2 separate regions of the Homo sapiens genome follow, and region 2 is linked to region 1. A link is a loop called in an ENCODE intact Hi-C map of the cell type or tissue named here. Cell type or tissue: PC-3. All regions are shown on one strand.

Evidence for each region. Hi-C counts contacts between places; a loop is a spot of excess contacts. Peaks named below come from ENCODE experiments on the same cell type or tissue, not always from the same donor. Only the 100,000 strongest peaks of a DNase experiment are listed, where the experiment ranks them.
Region 2: it touches region 1 in a loop (3.0-fold over the local background); 1 of 110 quality-filtered maps calls a loop at or near these places.

The regions. Positions count from the first base shown.
Region 1 is chr10:74,751,292-74,756,291 of GRCh38, forward strand. LOC124902459 (a long non-coding RNA gene) reads left to right here. Exons shown (of 2, transcript XR_007062201.1): 1 at 1-148; 2 at 1,813-2,525. Among named protein-coding and RNA genes, the nearest start is that of KAT6B, 73 kb to the right of the region's middle. RefSeq lists an enhancer at 2,112-3,632. In PC-3, a CTCF peak has its summit at 2,330; a DNase peak (open chromatin) is centred at 2,660; H3K4me3 peaks cover 789 bases; H3K27ac peaks cover 2,360 bases.
Region 2 is chr10:74,945,253-74,950,252 of GRCh38, forward strand. The region is part of intron 3 of KAT6B (lysine acetyltransferase 6B); the gene reads left to right. Among named protein-coding and RNA genes, the nearest start is that of SNORD172, 74 kb to the right of the region's middle. In PC-3, no CTCF peak of the experiment used is centred here; DNase peaks (open chromatin) are centred at 2,619, 3,119, 4,469 and 4,749; H3K4me3 peaks cover 884 bases; H3K27ac peaks cover 2,923 bases.

The DNA.
Region 1 (5,000 bases):
ATGGAAAGTGAGGGTCAAAATGGACATGAAGTTCTTTGAGCCCAATCGTCTTCCAGTGATTCCCTCACTACTCCATCTTTCTGCCAAGCAGCCATCCTGTTCGAGCCTGAACACTCCAGTTTCCCGGGAACACACCGGCTCCCGCCAGGTATTCTTTCTGCTATTTCATCTGGGCACCTCCGAGCAGCTTCTCTACCCTGTGCCAAAGTCTGTCTTCCCTTCGTCTCTACTCTGTGCAATTAACGGATACTCTTCCTGGGAGCTACATAGCACACCTTGAATACCGTCTATGTGGAAGCCAAACAATTGCTTTATAATTCTATTGATATAGCCTGCAGTCACAGCTTTTTTTTTTTTTTTTTTTTTGAGATGGAGTCTTACTCTGTTGCCCAGGCTGGAGTACAGTGGTGCCATCTTGGCTCACTGCAACCTCTGCCTCCCGGGTTCAGGTGATTCTCCTGCCTCAGCCTCTTGAGTAGCTGGGACTACAGTCACGCGCCACCATGCCTGGCTAATTTTTGTATTTTTAGTAGAGACAGGGTTTCACCATGTTGGCCGGGCTGGCCTCGAACTCCTGACCTCATGTGTCCTCCCACCTCGGCCTCCCAAAGTGCCAGTCACAGCTTTTTTTTGATATTCATATAACACTGTTGATTCATATTGAGATTTTCATCAACCAAAAGTTAAGTGTTTGTTTCCTTTTCTTTTTTCTTTTTTTTTTTTGGCATCACATTAGTATTAAGCCGTACCCCTGTGTCCACACTAGTACAGTGTGGTGATTTCATGGACCATTACAAGATTTTGCATTATTCCTATTAAACTTTCACTAGATGCTCATCAATTGACCGGATCTTCCTGGGTCTTGTTGCTGTGATCCATCTGCTTTATCCCTCCCACCTTCACTTCACCTGTGAGTAGTCAGGGAAGCATGTGTTTTGCTTTATTTTTGTTTTGAGACAGAGTCTCGCTCTGTCACCCAGGCTGAAGTGCAATGGTGCAATCTCAGCCCACTGCAACCTCCGTCTCCAGGCTCAAGCAATTCTCCTGCCACAGCCTCCCAAGTAGCTGGGATTACAGGCACCTGCCACAATGCCCGGCTAATTTTTGTAGTTTTAGTAGAGATGGGGTTTCACTATGTTGGCCAGGCTGATCTCGAACTTCTGACCTCAGGTGATCTGCCTGCCTCAGCCTCCCAGCATGCTGGGGTTACAGGCGTGAGCCACCGTGCCTGGCCAGGGAAGCATGTGTTGATAGGGTCTCAACATCAAATACCTGTAGAAGCCAAGGAAGTAACGTAAGTGGAACCCCAGGGCTGGGTGGACAAGCCCAAGGGCTTCTTCAGCACCCTCTGGACACAGTCCTCCAACCCCTTACTAAACCACCTCCCCAGGTTGACATCCAGCCTCCCACTGCCCATCCTGCCCAGATACACTGGAGAGTGCTTTCTAGAGGAAGTGCTGCATCTCAGAAAGGGCTATAGTGGAGGGGAACAGAGCTCAGGCTCTGGAGTCAGACAATGCTGGGTTGTTGCCTTCCCTTTTCCATTCCCTGGCTGTGTGACATTGCACAAGTGCACTTACTTCTCTGTGCTTTGGTTTTTCTCATCTGTAAAATGGGGAAAATAATAATGTCTACTTCATAGGGTTGACGTAAGTATTTTACACAATCATTCATGTGGTGTATTTAGCTCAGGGCCTAGCACATAGAGATTACTTAATACAATTCACCTATACTGATTATTTTTGTGGTTACTATTATCATTGCTACAATGATTATTAGGAATCACACTGTTATCTCTGACATCTCCTACAGATGGTGGCAGCAGGACAATGGAAACAACCCGGTGAGTACAAAAGAGATGCTCTTGAACACACACCCAACCCTCTTCCTTCATTCACACCCCCCGGCCTGATATCGGCAGCACATCGCTATGCTCCTCTTGGAGAAAACTCCTCTCGCGTTGAGAGTGGAAACACCAGCTTGCCTTCGTGTGACATGGAGCGGGTCATGCCACTCCTCTCCTCAAAAACTTTCAGTGAGGTCCCTTGTATCTTACAGAACAAAGTCCAAACTCTATCCTGTCATTGAAGAGTCCTCTCCCAGGTGGCCGTGCCACATCTCCAGCTTGTCTCTCAGGAGACCTTCTCCAGGGCCCTGCCTGTCCACACATAGGACTCACCACTCCCTGGGCGAGCCTGGGCCCTTCCCCACCCATCCTGTGCTTTGATTCCCCAGGGGCGGTGCCCTTGCCGGACTCTTCATGGACTAAATCCCACTCGTCCTGCAAAACCTGGCAAAATTCAAGGCCACTGGAGGAGCTCTTCCTTTGAGACTCTCCAGCAGGACTTGCCGCCTCTGCGCGGGGTGTGTAGCAAGCCCTGCTTGCCATTGCCACTCCGTTGCTGCAGAACGAGTGGGATTTGGTCTCTTTCGTGACTTCCCCAACACACACACCCCACCCCCACCACATAGCACAAGGCTGAGAACACTGGGAACGCTCAATAAAGAAATATTTTTGGCCTGAATGAATGGCCTGAAGGACTGCTCCTTTCAACAATTATGGCCCAATAAATTATACCGACATTGCCTCCTGGAGGGAAAGGCCACACCAAGGCCCCCACAGATGGGGAAACTGCTCTGTCTGCCAAAACCCAGATGCAGGGCAGCCTTGGCCCTGCTTGGCTGTCTACCTGAATCTGGGTTTAACAACTTGGCCTGCAGTTTTACAGCCTGAATCACCAGGCTCAGCACAACAGCATGAGTTCTTTGTCCGCATGCTGCTGCCAGGTGTTGAAGGAACGGGCTGCAGTGACTTACCCGGCTCAAGGAGACCTGCAGGCGGGGCAGACGGGTGCCTGCACCCCAGGCTGGGAGGCCAGGGGACTTGTCTGCAAAAGAAACCCTTGTCTGGACCCTAAACAGAAAAAAAGAGGTGATGAAAGTTTACATGAGGACCCGGCTCTGGGTGCTGCAGGGGGATGCGTGCTAGCTTGGAGGTTGGGGGTAGGGGCTGTGGAACATGGAGTGACCTTCAGGTCACTGAACAAAGCTTAGAGGGCCCAGACTCAGTCAGATTTTATTTCTATAGCTGTAATAGTTGTGTGGTCCTAGGAAGCATGCAGGAAGCCATCAAATTTAAGCTTTTAGAGCTGGGGTTACATATCTTAAGAGCCGAAGAAATGCAGTATCCAAACAAGTGATATAAGGCATGAAGACTCGTGCAAGGAGAGGTTAGAAGGGTCTCTGGCTGTATGAGCGTTCCTTTCTTGGGTTATGAAGTCATTGATTCAGCATCTATAAATAGAGCTCACGGCAATGGCGTGCTGGTTACGGTTTAACCACCAGTTCTTCCAAGAAAAAGCCCTGACTTGAGGCATTTGCAGATTTCTGTGGTGTAAATACACCCACCATGGCCAATTTCAAACTACCCAGAAGGTAGGCCCAGAATGTAGAGCTGGGAAGAGATTGCACAGCCAGCTCCCGTACACACTGATTCCCAGCAGCCTGTCAGCGTCACCAGCAAGAATCCTACCAGTAGCCCACTTCTTCAGTAGTTTTGCAACCTCAAGCAGTGCAAGTCAATGAGGCAACCTCAAAAATAATATGAGACGATAACCCCCAAAATTGTGTGAGATAAGATAATAATTCCCTTACTGGGTAAGCATTTTTCAAACTGGCTATTATTTATTTTATTTTTTATTTTTATGTTTTATAGAGTAGAGGTCTCACTACATTGTCCAAGCTAGTCTCAGACTCCAGGGCTTAAATAATCCTCCTGCCTCAGCCTCCCACAGTGTTGGGATTACAGGCATAAGCCACCATGCCCTATTTATTTATTTATTTTAATTTGTTCAGACAGGGTCTTGCTCTGTGTCCCAGGCTGGAGTGCAGTGATGCAGTCATAGCTCACTGCAGCCTCAAACTCCTGAGCTCAAGGGATTCTACCTCATCAGCCTCTGGAGAAGCAGGGATTACAGGCTTATGCCAACAGGCCCAGCTAGTTTTTTATTTTTTGTGGAGATGTAATCTTACTACATTGACCAGGCTGGTCTTGAACCCCTGGCCTCAATCAATCCTCTCGCCTCGGCCTCTCAGAGTGCTGAGATTATAGGCATGAATCACTGCGCCCGACCCACAGTCCTTTTGCAGATATTCACCAACATGCACAGAGCGGCAAAAAATTTGAGTCAACCGACAAGCACATTTCTAGCAGAGGCTGAACAAGGCAACGCTCTGACTTCCTGTTTCAACTGTCATTTTGTGAAGAAATGTCCTTTTCACAGTCCATTTAGTGCCAGGTTTTTCATATTTTTGTCCTTTTTCTTGGGGATGGTGCTGTGTAAAATGGTCCCCACGTGCACGGCTGAAGTGCTGTCTAGCGATCCTAAGTGCAGAAAGACTGTGATGCACCTTCCGGAGAAAATACATGTGTTAGATGAACTTTGTTCAGGCAAGAGCTATAGTGCGGTTGACTTAATTCAATGTTAATGAATCAACAATATTTATTAATAAGGCATCTTTAAACAGAACTACACAGCTGGGAGCAGTGGCTTATGCCGGTAATGCCAGCACTTTGGGAGGCCAAGGCAAGAGGATTACTGTAGCCCAGGAGTTCGGGACCAGCCTGGGCAACATAAAGACTCCATCGCTACAAAAAAAATTTAAAAATTAGCTGGGTATGGTGGTGCACACCTGTGGTCCCAGCTACTCAGGAGGCTGAGGTGGGAGAATCATTTGAGCCTGGGAGGTTGAGGCAGCAGTGAGCCATAATTGCGCCACCACTGCATTCTAGCCTGGGCAGAGCAAGACCCCACTTCTCCAAAAATAAAACAAAATAAAAGAAAACCCAAAAAATCATAAATGCACGTAAAATAAAGTCATATATTAATCAGTTGACAAAACTCTTGTGACCAGAGACTCTCAGGAAGCTAACCCTGTATCTCCCCTAGGCGCAATGGTTCAGTATTCACTAATTCAGTGTCTGTGGTGACCTTATCAAA
Region 2 (5,000 bases), 190 kb after region 1:
AGGTTAAGTCATAAAAGAGTACGGATTGTATGATTTCATATATGAAATTTTATAACAGGCGAAACTAATCTGTCGTGACAGAAAGCAGATGAGTGATTGCCTGGGTCTGAAAAGGGAAGAGAATGCAGGAAGGAACATTTTGGGGTGATGAGAGGGATTTATGTCTTAATTGTTAGGATTATTACATGGATGTATCATTTGCCCAAACTTTTGTTTTTTTCTTTTTTTTGAGACGGAGTCTCACTCTGTCATCCAGGCTGGAGTGCAGTGGTGCATCTTGGCTCACTGCAACCTCCGCCTCCTGGGTTCGGGAGATTCTTCTGCCTCACCTGAGTGAGGGATTACAGCCACCACACCCAGCTAATTTTTGTATTTTTAATAGAGACGGGGTCTCACCATGTTTATCAGGCTGGTCTCCAACTCCTGAGCTCAAGTGATCCGCCCGCCTCAGCCTCCCAAAGTGCTGGGATTACAGGCATGAGCCACTGTGCCCGCCGGCCTGCCCAAACTTTAAAAGGTTGCGTGTTTTTGCAAATAAATTACACCTCAATGTAATTATACTTAAGTAAAGGTGAGTTGTTTTTTAAAGTAAAACTTTTCATAATGGAGATTATTTTCATGAAGGATATTGACTGCACTTTTAATTTTCTTTTCTTATAATGTCTTCATCTGATTTTGGTATCAGAATTATGCTGGCTTCATAAAACCAATTGAGAAATATTTCCTCCTCCTCTATTTTCTGAAATAGATCGTGTAAAATTGGCATTGTGTTCTTAAATCTTTGAAATAATTCACCGCTAAAGTCATCTGGGCCTGGTAGTTCTTCTAGGGAGGTTTTAAATAATGAATCATTTTCTGTAGTAGATTTAGGGTTATTCAGATTTTCTGTTTCTTCTTGGGTTAGTTTTGATAATTTTGTCTATCAGTGAAGTCCATTTCTTATCTCTGTTGTCTAATTTATTGGCATAAAGTTGTTAATAATATTTCCCATTATTTTACCGTCTTAATGGTCTGTAGTTATATCTCTACTTTACTTCCTGATATTGGTGATTTGCATTTTCTTTTTCTTAATCAGTCTAGTTAGGGGTTTCTAATGAAGTTAAACATATACCCATCTAATGACCCAGGTGTTCCACTCCTAGGTATTTAATCAAGAGAAATGAAAGCACATATTCTAAAAAATAATGTTCATAGTGATTTTTAAAATTTTAGCCCTGAACTTAAAACAAATGCTAATCAATTATAGAGAGAACAAATAAAATTTTGTATATTTACAGTAAAATACTACTCAGTGATAAAAATTAATGAAATACTGACAGATACAACAATGTATGTGAATCTCAAAAATATTGTGGAGAGTGGAAGAAGCCCTACATAAAAAAATCATAGTGTCTGAGTCCACTTAAATGAAGTTCCAGAACAGACTTAATCAAATCGTGGTGGTAGAAATCAGATTTGTGATTGCTTAGGAAGGGAAGTGGAAAGGTATGAGCAGGGAACTAGCAGGAGAGAACTTTCTGGGTTATGGAGTGGTCTGTATTTTGATAGGGGTGTGGGTTACCAGTGTATGCATTTATTTAAAGCTCATCAAACTGTACATTTCATTGTATGTAAAATATGGCTCAACTTAGTTGTACAACAACGGGAATGTAGTCAGTGCCACTTAACTGTATGCTTAAAGATGGTTAAAATGGTAAATTTTATGTTATTTATATTTTGCCACAATTGAAAAAAAAACTGTTTGTTTGTTATATTTGGTTTTTTTTGAGACGAGTCTTACTGTGTCGCCCAGGCTGGAGTTCAGTGGCACGATCTTGGCTCACTACAACCTCCACCCCCTGAGTTCAAGCAGTTCTGCCTCAGCCTCCCTAGTAGCTGGGATTACAGCCGTGTGCTACCACGCCCAGCTAATTTTTGTATTTTTAATAGAGATGGGGTTTTGCCATGTTGGCCAGGCTGGTCTCGAACTCAAGTGATCTGCCCGCCTTGGCCTCCCAAAAAAGTACTGGAATTATAGGGATGAGCCACCGCTCCCGGCTGAAAAAACAAAAACAAACAAACTAAAAACAACAACTGTAAATGGGAAGATGTGAAGGTTCTAAATGTGCAAACATTTAAAATGTGTATTTCCCCCCATAACCGTGTGCTGTTCTATTATTATTTATTTACCATTTATATGCTAAAGTAAGAATGTAATTTAGAAACTGATAAGAAAGTACCAAGTATGAGAAATGTTACATTCGTATATTCAACAGATATTAATCAAACATCTACTGTGTGTATAATTCTTTATTATGTATAGTAATTAAGATAAACCAAACAAGGATCTTCCAAGAGCTCACCATGTACTAAGCTATTTAAGATATGCAAAATTTTACCAATGTCACCAAAATAATGGGCTTTTTCTTCCTTCTTCCTACAGTTTACCCTTAGTAGGCTTTCTACTGTTTACCCTTAGTAGGCTTTCTACTGTTTACCCTAGTAAAGATCTAGGAAATTAAGTTTAAAATCTTCACCCTCAGGGGAAGGCCTTGTCATGCCTGGTATTTCTTCTCCTGGCTTTGCTGCAGCTTGTATTAGTATGCAGGGAGGGGCTTTGGTTTTGTGCAGTTCCAACACACCTTACAGTGAAGCTGTGGTGCCAGGGAGCAGAGTCTGTCCAAGATAATGCTCATGTAAGTGCCCAGGGTGGTGCCTGGCCTAAAGCATAAGGAGATTTAGAAACTCTGCCACAAAGGGGGTCTAAGAATGAGTCTTCTGCTACACAGAATTAACTCCAAAAAACAAGGTCAGAGCTCTTGACCTTCAGGTAGTAATTATCCACATAATCCTCTTTTCCTACTGCTTATGAATACTGCAATTGAAAGGGTCAGAGGTAGTCTGAAAGCAGGGAAAACAAAAGAAGTCAGGAGCATGGAAATTCTGCACACCAGATGGTTTGTGTGCCCAGAGGGCAATTGAGAATTAAGTGTAGTAATGGAATTACACTACTTTTATTGGTTCTATGAGGACAAGCACTTGGAGTACCAATTATATTCTGCGTGGCATACTTTGGGTGCTGAGTAAATATTAGTAACTTATTGAATAGCACATAACATCTCAACTGCCATGTAAATCTCTGTGAGTGCAGGGCATTGTCAGAGGTGGTGGTGATAATATTATTGAGAAAGTGACTAGTGTCTGACTTTTCTAGCTTGTTAATAACCACTTACCTATGTCCCATCTCCTCATTCTACTTTCCTGTTTGGATCTAATTACATTCAGTTGAGTTGCCTGTGTCTCCTGAGCAGTTAGAGCAGGTTTCTCTTGGCAGGATTAATAGTAAGAATGTCTACATTCAGTTCACAGTGTGCCTAGGCAGTGTTTTGTAGCACCATATCTAAATTAAAATGAATGCCTTGGGGCAACTGCAGAAGCTCCTAGCTGCCTCTAGCTGATACACAGCTCTACTAAGTATCAGCTCTTGCTTGTGTTTCTTGTAAATTGTTGTTATGCCTATCCTTTAATCTATGCATTACTATTTTGCTTCTAGCCTCACTTGGAAAACATTCCCAAGTCATAGAGATGAATTACAATACAGAATTTCTACCAATGGCAGTACTTGCATTGTTTTCAGAATCTAGTGCCCAGGTTTTCCTACTGTTTTTCTTGCCGTCTTTAAGACAGAATTTCTATTTACATCCTTGTCGATTTTTGTATCCCTAAATAAATTATAGTCTTGAAGTCTGGACCTGCTCCAGTGAAGGTTCCTACAGCACTGAAGTTGGGAATCACTAGAGAGGCACTTTGTTAATTTTCTTTTTAAAAAGGAATGACTAAAGGTTTGTGACACTTGAATGTAAGTTGATTTTAAAATTCCATTTTTCTAAATCCAGAGTAGGGTTTATATTGCTAATATCATGATATGCTTGCCAAAGAGAATAGTTTGTAAATCCTAAACAGACTTCCTGTAACCATGTGTTGAATTTCCAGCTGTGTTGAATCAGACTTTGGTCCCTCTTCAGAAGATAAATCCAATACCTGCAGTTTCTAATGGCAGAAGTGGAGGAGAGAAGTCCCTGTCCAGATAAGAAACTGAAGGCCCTGGGGCAAGCAATTGTTTCATGAATGTCCTTTCCCCAGCCCCGCGCCCCACCCCTAAGAAATTTGTAGGCTTCATCTACCAGGAAAACAAAACAAAACAAAACAAAAAAAACAAGAAAACACACACCACACAAATGAGATGCTATTGTTAAATGCAGTATGTAGGATTAGATTTGTTTCCTTCCAATAGAATCACTTTCCTTAATCAGCACTTTTATAAATGGCACACCTGCCTGATTAGAACAAGTTCTAGACTACAGGATACAGTGTGAGCATTTCAATTAAGTCCACACAATTAAAAACTGTTGTGGTTGATGTTCTTAGAAAGACTTTCCTTCTCTCGTCTTACTCCGTTATGGCTAAGCTTTATTATTTTATACTTCTGAGTCAGCCTTTGATCATGGGACTTTCCCACTGTGTGGTCATTTATATCTTTTTTTGTTTCTAAATGATTTCTTTAAATGAAAAAAGAAGCGATGTATTTTAGGGATATATGTAGGGATGCTTTTGAATATTTTTATTTTATTAGATTTTCCTGCTTCCTTACTGTCACTTAAAATATGGAGAACCCTCATCCTGTGACAAGGAGGTAAAAATACAGCAGTCACATTCAAGATCTCCATACATTAACAATAATAAATCCTTTTGCCCTGAGTAATACAGATACTTAATCCACAGAGCTCGGGGGGATGATATAGTGCTCCCTCACAGAACCAATTACCCACAGAGAAGTATAATGAGCAGGGGAGGTGATACAATAAAAATCTATATAGGGAGAGTAGAATTATGATGACAGTGTTGCCTGTGTAAAGTCTTATAGTAAGTATATCTCCAATTATCTTTTAGAAAAAAATTGTTTGGTGTCTACTTATGTCCAATTCATGATGAAATTGCAAGAATAGCCATGGAATAAAACA